3 separate regions of the Homo sapiens genome follow, and regions 2 and 3 are each linked to region 1. Evidence: chromatin contacts called from ENCODE Hi-C or POLR2A ChIA-PET data. All regions are on one chromosome and are shown on one strand. Each heading gives the region's core, a stretch centred on a gene start or an enhancer-like site at or near the end of the contact. The rest is flanking DNA. Distances are from core to core; before and after follow the strand shown. Region 1 holds the start of KDM5A (lysine demethylase 5A). Region 2 holds the start of DCP1B (decapping mRNA 1B). Region 3 overlaps CACNA2D4 (calcium voltage-gated channel auxiliary subunit alpha2delta 4).

Evidence for each region. Hi-C counts contacts between places; a loop is a spot of excess contacts on that map. ChIA-PET counts read pairs that join two places held with the same protein, here RNA polymerase II (POLR2A). Pooled maps may share reads with other maps.
Region 2: a map of CD8-positive, alpha-beta T cell shows a loop between it and region 1 (11-fold over the local background). The contact joins the promoter of DCP1B here to the promoter of KDM5A in region 1. A Hi-C loop is called at or near these places in 1 of 168 maps with a recorded cell type or tissue (CD8-positive, alpha-beta T cell) and 9 of 50 pooled maps. POLR2A ChIA-PET finds 5 or more read pairs at or near these places in 1 of 52 experiments (Caco-2).
Region 3: a map of naive thymus-derived CD4-positive, alpha-beta T cell shows a loop between it and region 1 (17-fold over the local background). The contact joins the enhancer-like site here to the promoter of KDM5A in region 1. A Hi-C loop is called at or near these places in 3 of 168 maps with a recorded cell type or tissue (B cell, CD8-positive, alpha-beta T cell and naive thymus-derived CD4-positive, alpha-beta T cell) and 8 of 50 pooled maps.

The regions. Positions count from the first base shown.
Region 1 is chr12:388,070-392,839 of GRCh38, reverse strand. KDM5A (lysine demethylase 5A) reads left to right here and starts at 3,520. Exons shown (of 28, transcript NM_001042603.3): 1 at 3,520-3,913. The coding sequence starts at 3,749. LOC105369594 (a long non-coding RNA gene) reads left to right here. Exons shown (of 4, transcript XR_007063149.1): 3 at 1,001-1,119; 4 at 1,899-2,807. It also overlaps a transcript of CCDC77 not described here. RefSeq lists an enhancer at 3,063-3,357.
Region 2 is chr12:2,001,973-2,006,742 of GRCh38, reverse strand. DCP1B (decapping mRNA 1B) reads left to right here and starts at 2,286. Exons shown (of 9, transcript NM_152640.5): 1 at 2,286-2,461. The coding sequence starts at 2,312. It also overlaps a transcript of CACNA1C not described here. RefSeq lists enhancers at 2,011-2,240, 2,565-3,204.
Region 3 is chr12:1,794,759-1,799,528 of GRCh38, reverse strand. It overlaps CACNA2D4 (calcium voltage-gated channel auxiliary subunit alpha2delta 4), which reads left to right. Exons shown (of 38, transcript NM_172364.5): 35 at 1,994-2,111; 36 at 3,749-3,861; 37 at 4,148-4,230. Among named protein-coding and RNA genes, the nearest start is that of LRTM2, 23 kb to the left of the region's middle. RefSeq lists enhancers at 1,493-2,397, 2,398-3,303, 3,415-3,982 and silencers at 2,325-2,554, 2,655-2,784, 3,125-3,454. Within about 2 kb of position 2,593, at least 30 of the 41 ENCODE cell types and tissues checked have a DNase peak (open chromatin) inside an H3K27ac peak, as active enhancers do; they include B cell and CD8-positive, alpha-beta T cell, where a contact is called at or near this core.

The DNA of each region.
Region 1 (4,770 bases), core at 2,271-4,770:
AACATCTTAGGTTTAATTTCTAATATAGTAAACATCAATATGTATTATGCATATAAACAAGAACTTTGGGGGTTCTCAATAATTTTTTTTTTTGTGAGACAGAGTCTTACTCTGTTGCCCAGGCTGGAGTACAGTGGCACCATCTTGGCTCACTGCAACCTCCGCCACCCAGGTTCAAGCGATTCTCCTGCCTCAGCCTCCTAAGTAGCTGGGATTACAGGTGCCCACCACTACGCCCGGCTAAGTTTTGTATTTTTTAGTAGAGATGCGGTTTCTCCATGTTGGCCAGGCTGGTCTCGAACTCCTAACCTCAAGTGATCTGCCCGCCTCGGCCTCCCAAAGTGCTGGGATTACAGGTATGAGCCACCGTGCCTGGCCTCAATAATTTTTAAGAGTAAAGGCGTCCTGACACCAAAACAGTTTGAGAATCACTGGTGGAAATTATTCTTGAATTAAAATGACATTTGTTTAAGAATTCAGTAATTTTGACTTTTCCCTCTCTGAAACTAACCCTAATTAATCTGATTTTGTGAGGTTTTATTGCATTTTTTAAAAATCCAGGGACCACGGTCTAGCCAAATGATTATCAGATCTAAGTATTCATTTTAGTCTATTTTAACACTCAGGATAATAAATTTCAGATAAATAATACTCTAATTTTTTTTTTTCTGAAAAGTTACTGTCAAGGATTGTTTAAGTAATGCAAATGATCCTTTTAAACTACAGTTATACTCCACTGTTCTGACCAGAAACCCAAATACTATTGACTCAGTTTAACATTGTGTGTGCAGAATGCCCTCATAGAAGCTGATGAAACACAATTTGGATTTTTACAACAGTGATTTTCAAAGGGGTAAGCATGAGAGGTGGGAGTGGGGTTCATGTGCCCCCCCTGAGGGAAGCATCAGAATGTGAGGTGGTTGTAACTACAGAAGTTTCTTCTGTTCGCACCAGAGATGTTAATATTTGCTGCCCTTCTATTCACTGTCTTCTCTTACAGACTTCCTGCTGTTGTAAGCAACCACTACAGATTTCTCAGAAGTACTGTGGCAAATAAAAATGATTGAGAATCATTATACATTTTCTATTCTACTAGAGAGACAGTTTAAAATAAAATAGGTAAGTATAATCTGAAGAAAATAACAGGAAATAAATAGGACCAATCAAAGCTTTTAAGGATTTGTGCTTATACTGAGGTTCTATCAGGTTCTCACGCTCTGTTAATTTGAAAGCAAAACCATTACATTTAATTGAATGTTTAATAAAATGAATTATCAGTGGCTTGTTTTATTCGGAATTCCATTATTTCTTTTTCCGAATAATATAGTTTTCCAGATTTAAGTGGTAAAAATCAAAGACTTTGTTGTAAATTTTTTTTTTTTTGGAGACAGAGTCTCACTCTTCTTGCCTAGGCTGGAGTACAGTGGCACGATCTCGGCTTACTACAACTTCCACCTCCTGGGTTCAAGCAATTCTCCTGCCTCAGCCTCCTGGATAGCTGGGATTACAGGCGCCTGCCACCACGCCTGGGCTAATTGTTGTACATTTTTAATAGAGACAGGATTTCACCATGTTGGCCAGGCTGGTCTCAAACTCCTGACCTCAGGTGATCTGCCCGCCTTGGCCTCAAAAAGTGCTGGGATTACAGGCGTGAGCCACTGCACCTGGACATAAATCATTATAATAATTGTATGGAATTATTATGAATCACAGCGTCCTGTGTCTACACCCCTTTGTAATGTGACATTGTCACTCTTCTCATAAAAAATTGGAATTTTCCCACTTCTTGAATCTGGGATGGTCTTATGACTTGCTTTGACCAACAGAATATGATGGAGTGATCTTGTACATTTTGGAGTCTAGGCTTTAGGTCTTTGCTTCCACTCTCATCTTCTTAGAATGCTAAGACCACCATGCAGTGGAAAAGCTCCATCTACCAGAAGATGAGAAGCCATGTGGAGAACTAAGACTTCCCAGCCAATAGCCAGCACCAACTGCCAGACACGTAAGTGAGGCCATCTTGAACCCTCCAACCCTAGATGTATTCACGGTTCTCCAGAGAAACAGAACCAATAAGATGTGTGTGTGTGTGTGTGTGTGTGTTTATAAAGATATTTATTTTAAGGACTTGACTCACTTGATTATAGAGCTTCCAAGTCCAAAATCTGCAGGGTGGGTTGGCAGGCTGGAGGCCAGGGAAAAGGTGATGCTACAGTTCAAGTCTGAGAGCCATCTACTGGCAAAATTCCTTCTTGCTCATGGAAGGTCAGTCTTTTGTTCTATTCAGGCCTTCAGTTGATTGGATAAGGCCTACTCACATTATGGAGGGCAATCTGCGTTATTCAAAGTCCCCTGATTTGTTACTCAGAGGTGAGAAAAATCATGGTGTACTAAAGTCACCACAAAAACTTCTGTAGATCATATGGAGAAGCAGGAGAGATGAAGCTGGAGAGCAAAGCAGCAAATCAGCAATTAAAAAAGATGTTTGGAGTTGTTGAGTTTGGAGATGAAAAGTGACAAGATGAATTCTGGATTTTAGACAAAGCAATCCAACGTGTGGATGGAGAGGGATTTGAGAGGAGAAATCAGCTGTTGTCAGTAAGAGTATTTAAATTAGGATACTGGTAACGGGGATGGAGAGACACACGATTATACATGGGAAGTGAGAGCAGAAAGAATTAGGATTATTTCTTGATTTTTTTTTTTTTTTTTTTTTTTTGCTCAGGCAACTGAATAGATGAAGTCATTAATGGAAACCAGGAACACTGAAGAAACAGTGAACAATTAAAGTACTTTGAGTTATCAAAGTGAGATGTCCTGCAGGTAGCTAGACGATACTGGCTGGTAATTCAGGAGAGCTGCTGCGTCCTGTGTAAAAGGAAAAGCAATTCATGGATGGTGGCTAAAGCCAGCTGGCAGGATTTAGGGGATGGGTTAGACCTGCACTTGTTTTGATGGAGAAGAGGCGGGTATAAAGTGGCAGAGTGAGATTACTGTAAAATATCTGCATTCAAAGGGCTAAAAAAAGAGAAATGCTGGAAAGGCTACTTGCTATAAACGCAGCAGGGTAGGTTAAAACAAATTACGAAGCACGGGCGGTGAGGCGCGGTGCTTAAGATTAAGCCCGGCGTGTTTTCGAGTGCACTGATACACAAAAGGGAAAGGGACCCTCCTCACCGGAAGCACAACCTCTGCCCTCTGGGGCATTACACATTCCTCCGCGCCGGAAGAAAGCGTCACGTCGCGTCGCGCCTCGCCCCGCCTCGTTGCGCCTCGCCCCGCCTCGCCCCGTCGGCTTCCCTCAATCCGTACCTCTAGTAAAGAAGAGCTTGTGCCCCTCCCCGACCCCTTACCAAGGGCGAGCTGCGTGGAGTCGTTGGACTGGGCAGAACTTTGGCGGGCAAGGAGACAAACAGCCACACTGTGCTGCCGGGGAAGAGAAGAAGAAGGAAAGGCCAGACACACAGGCGTCGTGCAGCTGCGGAAGGATTCCGTTTCCTGCAGGGGGCGGAGGGATTTGACAGCACGGTAACTTCCGGAAAAGTCCTGAACCTCAGTGGAAAAGCCTTGCAAGAAACAATAACAAACGGGAGGAGGAAGCGATTCTGGGGTTTCTGTGTTGAACGGTTCTTGTCCGCGAAGATGCGCTTCGGCCTCTGTCAGGGGACTTGAACGGGCTTAGTGGGCTTCAGCCAGCTTTTCTCCACCGGTTCCCCACGGGGACCCCCCCCCCCCCCCGGCCGTTGCAATGGCGGGCGTGGGGCCGGGGGGCTACGCGGCGGAGTTCGTGCCACCGCCAGAGTGCCCCGTCTTTGAGCCGAGTTGGGAGGAGTTCACAGATCCGCTCAGCTTTATCGGCCGCATCCGGCCTTTGGCGGAGAAAACCGGCATCTGCAAAATTCGGCCGCCCAAGGTACCTCAGTCTGTGAAGAGAGAGGGGGAGAAGGAAGAATGGGGGAGTCCGTACACTGGGTTTAGCTTTACTTTTCTGATCCTTGTCTCGTTTCATATGTACTCTCTTTTGAGACAACTGGAGCCTGTTTCTGGATGTTTTTGCCTCGGTTTCTTTTGTGGTCTTATGTAGACACGTCTGAAAGCGAGAAAGTGGTGTCTCTTGGGCCTCTTCCGCCTAGAACTTGGGAACTGATACTTTTCTCTCAGCCGTGGGCCTAAAGCCTTTCGTTAGCCGATATGGTGTTTAAAGTACAGTATTATGACGTGACGTATTCTTCCCTCACGTATCCTCATTATGGTTTGATAGTCGGCTATCTCTTTATTCAAGACCTGGTTGGATCAAATATTTGCAGGCCTCATCTCAGGGCTAGGGTTTCTGAAAAGGTTATCTGAGCTCTAGTCTCACCGGATGGTATTACTAGACAAGAACTCCAGACTAATTATTGCCGCAGTGAAAAAGTCTTAGCGGGGAAAGAGAAGGAGCAGCAATAATTCTAAAATTTAGAGGTTTAGGAAAAATTGGTTTATAGTGGAGGTGGAAGGAAATGTTGAAATCTCTTGACGTAGGGAACTCAAGATCAACGATTTTAGAATCACAGTTATTGCAGATAACTAGGTTTGCCTATAAGGTTAATTATAATCTCACCTTTGAGGTAAGGAAAACAGATACTATCCCTTGTGTGGAGGGGATTAATGCCCCAAGAGGTTGAGTGATTACTCAAGGTCAAAGGTGTTTTTCTTTACTCATTAGACCAGTGCTTTTTAAATGATGTTGCTGGACCACTTGCACCAGGGTCAACTGGATGCTTGTTTAAA
Region 2 (4,770 bases), core at 1,037-3,536, 1.6 Mb before region 1:
CTGTATTCTTCCCCACTGGGAAGTTAGGCTTGGGAGTCAATAGGACTGAGACTCCAAAATGCAGCTTAACCAAGAATTTCAGTACAATTGAAATTGTGACTGCAAAGATTATATTGCAACATATTATTATGAGAGGGTATGTGTGCCGTATCTATGATATTTCTATATCAAATAGGTAAGAATTTATGAATGTGAGTAGTAATGTCTGCACAGTTGTTCTAATATTTAATGCTAGATAAATGGTTTAGATCAACCATTCTCAACTTTTTAGTCTCAAGACTCCTTTACACTCTTAAAAATTATTTTTTTAATTACTTTTTATTTATTTTATTTTTGAGATGGAGTCTCGCTCTATCACCCAGGCTGGAGTGCAGTGGCAGGATCTCGGCTCACTGCAACCTCTGCCTCCCGGGTTCAAGCGATTCTCCTGCCTCAGCCTCCCGAGTATCCGGGATTACAGGTACCTGCCACCACTCCTGGCTAATTTTTGTATTTTTAGTAGAGACGGGGTTTCACCATGTTGGCCAGGCTGGTCTTGAACTACTGACCTTGTGATCCGCCCGCCTCAGCCTCCCAAAGTGCTGGGATTACAGGCAGGAGCCACCGCACCTGGCCCACTCTTAAAAATTATTAAGGACTCCCTCAGAGAACTTTTGTTTATGTGAGTTATACCCACCTATATTTACCATATTGGAAATTAAAAATAACTTTAAAGACCCCGGGCTATGTGTGTTTTGTTTGGAGTATATGAAGAAACTCTGGCCTCATATGTAGATAATGTAGTTGGAAAAGAGATGGATATTTTAATAGAGTTTTTCAGACAATTGTGGATATTCTTCTTGGATAATATACCAAAACTTGACAAGCTGGAGTTTCTCAAAGCTTAGCTGCAATGTACTATCTGAAATCCTATTAACTTTTCATACTGTTACATTAAAAATCCATTAGTCCACCTTGTCCTTGAATGGATCTTTTGCCTGTGCATGATTATGTAGCATGAGACATTGGTCTTTTGGAAAATACTGGACCACTGAGTTAAGCAGATCTTTGAGATATTGACACTTTCCATTATACAAGATTTGTTAAAATTGCGCTCATTAATATCATCACTGATCTCATCAGAAAAAAAAACATTAAGTACTGAGATGTCAAGCTCATGGCAGTAGATACACATTTTCTAAACTTTTAATTCTGGCTTGAAGGCTTAAAAATTATCATTGGCAGCAGTAATTGTCCCTTGTTTTCCTGAAAGTGACAGGCACACTTTATTTATTTTCAGAAAAATGTCTGTCAAGTACCTGTTTGAATAATCATAGTTTGCCCATCTTTCTTTCAAGTAAAAATGTTTTATGAAAATAAAAATAAAAACATGAATTCGGCCTACAACTCAAGCACAGAAGTATTTTCCTAGAGACAAATATGACACACTTCATTTTGCAGCAGACGTGCTTTATGCCTATTTCCTATTTTTTCATGCAGAATGTTAAAAAGAATTGTACCCAAGGATTAAGCTTCAATGAAATTAATAATTCTTACTGCTTATCAAGAACACCATCAGGTGACACTGGCTCTCTACCTTCTTCTTTTTTTTTTTTTCTTTTGTAACTGAGAGTGCAGATTAGTGACGCGTACTTTGACTAGCAATACAGTTTGGTGCCCCTGCCTTGATTGGGTTAAACCACCGGCGCTTTTAACCACCATTGTCTGCAAAACGTCACCACAGTGAACAAGTCAAATAAGTAAGTCTCAGCATTGTCATAAAAGGTTTTGTTTTTTTTTTGACCTTGCAGATCCCCTGAAAGGGTCTCAGAAACTCCCAAAGGGTTCCAGGACCACACCACACTTTGAGAACCACTGGGTGTTAGCGCATTCAGAAATCAATTCAGTTCTCTTTCTCTTCAGAGTTCTTGATGCTCGAGGCTTATTTATTGTGATAGATTTGATCACTGAAGCGCCAAAGAAAAGATATGCCAAGGGGTCGAACACATCCAAGAAGGAAATCCTACCGCACACACAGCTCAAAGGCTCGAGCGCGTAGAAAAACAGCTCTTGGAGAAAGAAACGGGATGCAGAGGGCAGGCCTGGGCTTGTCGTTGCCAGTGGCAACGATCCTCAGTGGGCGGGGCGCGGCCATCGATTAGTGAGGCCTTGCGTCTGTCGGCGGGCAGGAGGGTGGGGGTGACTGGAGCCGGAAGGCCTCCCGGGCCGTGTGGTCGCCGTGGGTTCTCGGTTGCGAGGCAGCTCGCTCGTTCTGCGATCTATTGAGAGTGGCTTCCAAGAGCCCCGTGCCTATGTCTGGGAGGGAGGGAAGATGGCAGCCGTGGCGGCAGGCGGCCTGGTGGGAAAGGGGCGCGACATCAGCCTAGCGGCCCTGCAGCGCCACGACCCCTATATCAACCGCATCGTGGACGTGGCCAGCCAGGTGGCTCTGTACACCTTCGGCCATCGGGCCAACGAGTGGGTGCGTGCGGACGCGGCGGAGCAGTGCAGCCCAGGGTTGGGGTGGAGGCGGGGGGCGTCAGACTCAGGACTTGAGGACCCGGTGAGGGGGAGGAGACGTTGACGCCCTGGAAGTGGGTGGATCTGGGGACTGAGGCCGAAGTTGTGGAGATGGGGTCTCGGGGGTTTGGGGGAAGGAAGGCGGATCTGTGGAGCTACCTGGAGTTGGGGAAAAGACTTAAATCTCTAACGTACCCAACGCTGGGAGACCAGACCGATCGGGTACGGCACCATAAGAGCCGAAGGAAAGGAAGGACCTGATACCTTATGGCCGGAAGACCGATGTGCTCGAGAAAGTAGAGCAGAGTTCTGTTACAGTGAATCTGTGGCTATGGGGGAGGCAGGGACAGCAGACGAATAAAAGTGCAGAGTTCTGATTTTGGAATGTCAGTCTTAGATGGGGCAAAGAGAAATCAAAACTTGATAGAAGGGGAGAAATCTGCAAGTTGTAAACTTAAGGGGAAACACCAAGAAAAGAGCCAACCTCGTCAAATAAAAGACAAAATGGGGCAGGGTCTAACACTTAGAAGGAAGCTGATGCTCTTGGGAAGATTATTACACGGCAGCACACCAAGTTCGATATTGGAGGTCATTTGGGAGCCAAATTATTTTAGTGCTCTTCTCAAAGCAGAGTCCCAGTAAATGGTAATGGAATGAAATTTCATTTTCCTCATAGTTAGAATGGGGTAGAAGCCTAGAACACTGGAATCCTGTTGCAGGGATTGCTGCTTGTAATTTTGTAACCCACCCACTCGAATGTAGAGACATGTAATTTTGTTTCTTTACTCATAATGAGTTTTGTCCAAATAATATTCATCATCCATTATGTATCACATACATGATATCCATCATTTTAAAATAAGTTACAAAACAGTATGGAGAACTTAGCCTTGATGAATGGATTTCAGATAAACTTTTTGTGTTCTTCAAGTCGGTTGTATAAACATCAAAACTTAATCTAGGAAAACATCCATGTTGAACAACTCTGTATTTTTTTTAACACCCACATTCATAAGCCTACTTATCTGCAGTATAGTTCAGCAGCCTGTAGTAAAAAACTCACCTGAAAATCATTAACATAAAAATAAAAAGACAAGCAAGAATGGGGTAGACAAACAGTTTTGCCCAAAGTTCTTAACGGAGGAAATTTGCCGGAATGGGGCAAAGAATTTAGGTCTGCTCTCCTAGTAGCCAAACACAAAAGGAGAACAGGAAGAGCTCTTTAATATTCGTTCTTCTGTAATAGAAAGTGTACCTCTTGATCAGGAGAAAGAGGTTATTTCCCCCTAGTTTCCAGGGGAATTTGTCACCTACTTTTTTTGTTTGTTTTTGTTTGTTTGTTTTTTCGAGGTGTCACCTTCGTTTTTACATAAAGAACATTGAGCAACATAGACAGTTTCCTCCATGGTAATTAAAAATATATAAAAAGATATTCTACATATGGCTATTTTGCTGCTCTGTAGAAAAATGCTAAAGGTATAATGTTATAATCCTGTAAAAGTAATTCCGTAGTAGAGAGATGAGGACCAGGGATGTATAGTTCTGTAAGTTGACTTGACACTGGGATTCGAGTCTGGAGAATCCCAAGAAACTGTCAGTATAAAGAGAGTAGAGCATTTCTCTTGAATAATAGTTGTTTCCTATAGGCTTTTGACCCTTATCAATGTGATAGATACCTTTTTAAGATAGTTACAGATGTTTATTAGATACCTAAAGCCTCATCAAAAAGCAGATGTGTCACAATGCATTAATTACAGGAGTTATGTTTTCCTGCTTGCTGGATATGTTGCCTTCAGACAGGGCATAATTCATTCAGGAAAAGGTCATTCTTTCAAAGTTCTAATCTTCAAGGCTGTGGTAGCCAGAAAAACAGAGAGACCTAGTTCAACTGCAGAGCAGTTGCTGGAGGCAAACTAATTATGACCACTGTCTCCATGTGCTGTCACTGTGGATGGGAGCCGTTTGAATGTAAACCTAATAAGAATATGAGAACATTGTTGAGAATAGAGGAGAAAGTATTTACAAGAAGGCAGGGGGGATCTTAAGGAGGGGAATTCTTATTGCCCTGAAAATGGATGAAGAATGACTTCAGCCTTTCAAAGGAGGAGAAATTAGGAAGGAAAGGTGTCTAGAAAATGAACTGCTTTAAAGAAGGATTAAGAAAGATTATGTGATGACTGGAATAGGAATTTTAGAGTTAGACCTACTCCCTGTTGCCAGGAAAGACTGCCCCCCGCCTCCAAAATATTAATACCTATGTGTCAATTGAAG
Region 3 (4,770 bases), core at 1,344-3,843, 1.4 Mb before region 1:
TGGGGGACTGGGGAGTCTAGCCCAGTTCTCATCCCACATGAGGACGGTCAGGCCCCAGGGAAAATGAGAAACTCCAGCCTCCCCTTGGGTGAGAACACGTAAGATTCCAAGAGGAAGCCGGTGGTGTGGCCGGGTGGCCATGAGCCAGTATGAGTGAGCAACCTCCAGCCCACCCCTTGGAGAAGCAAACAGCGGCACCCCAGCCCTCAGCGGGACTCCGGGTTCCAGGGGCCCCAGGAAGCTCTCAGGATGATTCCCCTGCGGGACCCTGTGTCTGAGGACAGAGTCCCCCAGAGGCAGCAACCATGAGAGGCCCCAACACAAAGCCCGGTGGCTGTGGCCACACGTGCAGGGCGGCAATGAGCCTGGCCTTTCAAAGCACTCACTGCCCGGGCGCCTGGGCCCTCCATGACTGCAGGAGGCCATCTTGCCTCAGCGGGCTCTGCTCAGTTCCTCCGTGTTCCTAGAACCTTTGCCATGGGGTTCCAGAACTTCCCACCACCTGGGCTGTCCCCAGCTTATCCCATCTCTTCATCTCCACTGTGGTCCTCTCTCTGGCTTGCTCTTCGTTCTCTTCTGCTGGCCTTGGCTTGGGGCTTCCTCTGCCCCTGGGCTCAGGGCAGTTCGGGCTGTGTCTCCAGACTCCTTCTGGACTCACATCCGCGATCGGGTGGGGCTGCTCTGGGGTGTTCACAGTCACTAGGTGTCAGTGACAGGACACTGTCCCCTCTGTCTCTGTCAGCAGCTGCATCTTGCAAAAGTTGAAGATGATCCCCCTCAATCTGCCTGCTCAGAATTTCTCTTCTCTGGGGTACCTGTCCCCTGGAGCTCCTCCCCCTGGTCTGGCCTACACAGATGTCAGTGTCCCCAGTGAAGGCGCACTGGACTTGGAGTCCCAGGCCGGGGCGTAGGTGCTGCAGCCCCTTCCACTGCGTGACCCTGGGGACGCCACTCAACCCTGCCATTGTCAGGCAGGCTTCTGTGCCCAGCCCTGGGGACAAAACTCACAGCCCTGGCCGCTGTGGGCTTGCTCCTCTCGGTGAGAGTTTTCTGCACGCCAGCTAGTGTCCCCTCTGGGTTTCCAGCTCTGGCTGGGAGCTTCTGGATTTGGAAGCTGGGGAGACCCATGCTCTCCTGTAGGACTCTGCATGAGCCTGGGAAGGTAGCTCACACCTGTGCTCCCTGCCTCTAGGTCTATCCCTGGGGGCCACAGCCAGGCCCTGAGAACAGAAGGGCCATGCAGACAGCCTGTGTGGCAGGGCCCTGCTCTGCCATGTGCCCACCTCAGGAGGCTCCGGGAGGGAACGGACTCGGGTCCTGCAGAGCGGGGCTGAGGCACTCGCCTCCACCTTTGGTTGAGTCCACTGTCCTTGTCCCAGGGAGCTAAGGCAAATCGCGCAGCCCCCGAGGAGTCCCGCACCGGGTGGCTGTGGCTTCTGGGCTTCCGCAGCCCCAGGCCTGGAGCCCACCTGCCCGGCTGCCCCCACCGCAGGCGCTCAGGCTCAATGGGTGGAGTGTGGGCCTGGCTGTGCGGGAGAGCAGGGCAGGATTGCCCAGGAACTGCACTGCGTCTGTCCACAGTGAAGGGAGGGGTGGTGGGCCTAAGTACCCCCAAGCCACCCCTTGGTGCCCCTACTGCCTCTGCTCCCCGCTCAGACCCTCCCCCGGGATCTGAGTGCTGGAAGGGGCCCTGGAGATGGTGCACTGCCCCCAGCTCAGTGAGGGCCAGGCTCCCCAGAGGAAGCGCTTTCCCTCCACCGAGGCTCAGGGCCCCTGCGGCGCTCCCCGTGCCAAGCCACCCTCTCCAGAGACTCCGGGTGTCTTCCCTCCCCTCACCCCCCGCCCGGCTCCTCCCACGCGTGTCCTGAGAACTGCCTGAGGAGGGACCCTCTGCAAATGCACTGGGGTGAACTCTGGCCCTGGGAGTGCCGAGGCGAGGTCACCGCAGGCCAGAGGCCCCTTCGGTGGCGTGATGTCCTTTCTCCGCCCGCAGCCCACAAACACAAGAAGCAGGACCCGCTGCAGCCCTGCGACACGGAGTACCCCGTGTTCGTGTACCAGCCGGCCATCCGGGAGGCCAACGGGATCGTGGAGTGCGGGCCCTGCCAGAAGTAAGACCGCAGGGCGGCGCCGCCCGTCCCGCCACACTCCTCCCGCCCTCGGCAAGGCGGAAGTGCGGGCAGGGCCCCGGAACCCCCGGGAAACGGCTCCACAGCCGGGAGGAGGGGATGCGTCTAAGTGCAGAGCCCACGCTCCCGGGGTCTTCCCCCGCCGTCCTCAGTGGAGGAGACACGCAGGAGGCGGACGGTCTGAGGCGGGCAGGACGGCTGGGGACCGGGACAGCCGGGATGGGGAGAGGTGGTCCCGAGGCCTGACCCTGTGTGTCGAGCCCACCCCGCCGAGGCCGCAGCCGTGACCCCACGGCGTCTCTGGGCGAGTGGGCCCTTCGGCGGGTCTCCCCCAGCCCTGCTCAGGCGGTGCCCAGGGCGGTGCCAGTGCCCGCGCCTGAGCTGCGTGGGGAGAACTTGGAAGGCAGAGGGAGTGTGAGAAGAGAAGGCCGGAAGTGTGCGATGTCCTCGGGTCGCTGGGAGCCCCGCGGGCAGCCTCTGTCAGGCTTCCTGCTGTGTGGAAGCCGCTAGTTATAACCCGCCCTGGCCCCGGGGAGGCAGGGAGGCCGCGCGGAAGGGTCTCTCCTGCTGACCCCCCGCACCCAAGCCCGGGAGGACCCCCACGCTGGGAATGCGGCGGCCTCCTCGAGGGTCGCCTCAGCCAGACGTGCCGCTCGCCAGGCGGTCCCTAGACCCCCGGGCCCGTGGCACACCATTTAACAGTGCGGCACCTGCGGCGCTGGCATCGGGGCTCCCTTCTCCCCCACTCCCTGCGCGTCGTGCTGCGCGGGTTTCACCCCGGGTTCTGTGCAGCGTTGAGGGCTGGGGTTAGCGTTCCCTGTGCACTTGTCGCAAAGGCTCGGTGCGAGGATAGAGCCAGCGGGCTCCGGAGTGAAGCGAGGGCTTCAGAGTAGACACTCCTGAATTGAAAACTGGCTCTGCGCTCCCCCGCTTATGACCGTGGGCAAGTGACTTCGCCTCCTCTAGTCTCCATTCTCTCATCTGCAAAATGGGCACAACACCAGCCTCATACAGAGCCGTGAAGGCTGAGAGTATACACGGCTGTGGTGTGCACGTTGGGTGTGTGAGACCGCCCATCCCAGGGGAGGCGCTCGGTAGGCGGCCGCTGGGACTGCTGGGAAGGCCGTGGGCCTGGCGGGCGGGCTCCGCCCCACTCCGCGCCACTCCTCGCAGGGCGGCCTCGCCGAGCGCGGGGCCACTGCGCCACCTGGTGGCCAAGCTCCAGCGCTGCCGCTTCGCCCGGGCCTGCCCCCGCCACCCTCACCCAGAGCAAGTGTTGCCTCGCCCGCCCATTTGCTCCGGACGGTCTTGATTTACGCCTGTCGTCCCTGCATATATTAATAGCAACTCTGCACTCTCCAAAGCGGCCCAGTTTGGACTTCCTCACTGTCTCCAGTCTGCTAGGAAAGGAAATGCAGCAGCAAAGGCTTGTGAGCAAAGCCAGTAGGACTGAGCCATCTGCCAGGCCCGTTCCCTTAGCTGCCCCGACCCGCCCTGCCTCATGGTTCCGGGCTTCCCTGCCACCCTAACTCCACACTAAAGTCTCCAGAAGTTCCTTCCCTAGAAGCCCTTCTCGTGGTCGCCACGGAGCCATCCTCGACTCCCTTTCTTTGCTGCAGGGTATTTGTGGTGCAGCAGATTCCCAACAGTAACCTCCTCCTCCTGGTGACAGACCCCACCTGTGACTGCAGCATCTTCCCACCAGTGCTGCAGGAGGCGACAGAAGTCAAATATATCCTGCAATGCTCGGGGATGTGTGCGGTGGGGGCGGGGGCTGTAGGAGGTGTCTGTAGGGCTCAGATTTTGAGCAGCGGGGCCAGCCTCCTTCACCGCCCGTGTCCTCCACAGGGCTCCGTTATTTGTTCTCTAACCCTTCCCTGGGCCCCGGTGCTGCCTCCTGACCCTAAAGCTGCTTGCAGGGCAACTGGTGGCACCAGAGCAGGTTCTTCCAGACCTTTTTCCAGTCTGCAGAATGGGCTCCGGTCCTGAGATATTGACCTTAACAGTGGCTTCTGCACATAATGCCTCTGTCAAATGTGACCGGATGCGCTCCCAGAAGCTCCGCCGGCGACCAGACTCCTGCCACGCCTTCCATCCAGAGGTGCGGGTTGAGGCGGATCGAGGGTGGGCTGGATTTTCATCCCCAAACCCTCTGTGCCTGGGTCTGTGCCCCTGCAGACAGGAGCATATAGGGATGCCAATGAACACACCTGTGCCTGTGCTTCTCGGGGGAAACATTCGCGTTTATGCCCTGTGACACTGTGATATAATAAGAAACAGATCTTTATTTAGTCTTTGTCCTGATTCCTGGCAAGCTCCTAAAACGCTTGTTATTTCCTGATTAGGGTGATAGGTGCATCTTTTGTTATAGTGTTTGGTCTTAGTCCCTGGTTCCTTCACAGGTGCCTCTAAGACCCTTGGAATGATAGAGGTATCTTTGTATGCTAATTAGATGACTGGTGGCTGGGGGCCCTAGACAGGATGAGAGCTGGCCACAGGAAACACCAAGTTAGGATTAGAGGGTTGGGACTTTTGGCTCCAAGCCCCTGGCTTCTGGGAAAGGAAGGGGGCTGGAGACTGAGTTGATCACCAGTGGCCAAAGATTTAATCAATGATCATAATGAGGCCTCCATAAAATCCC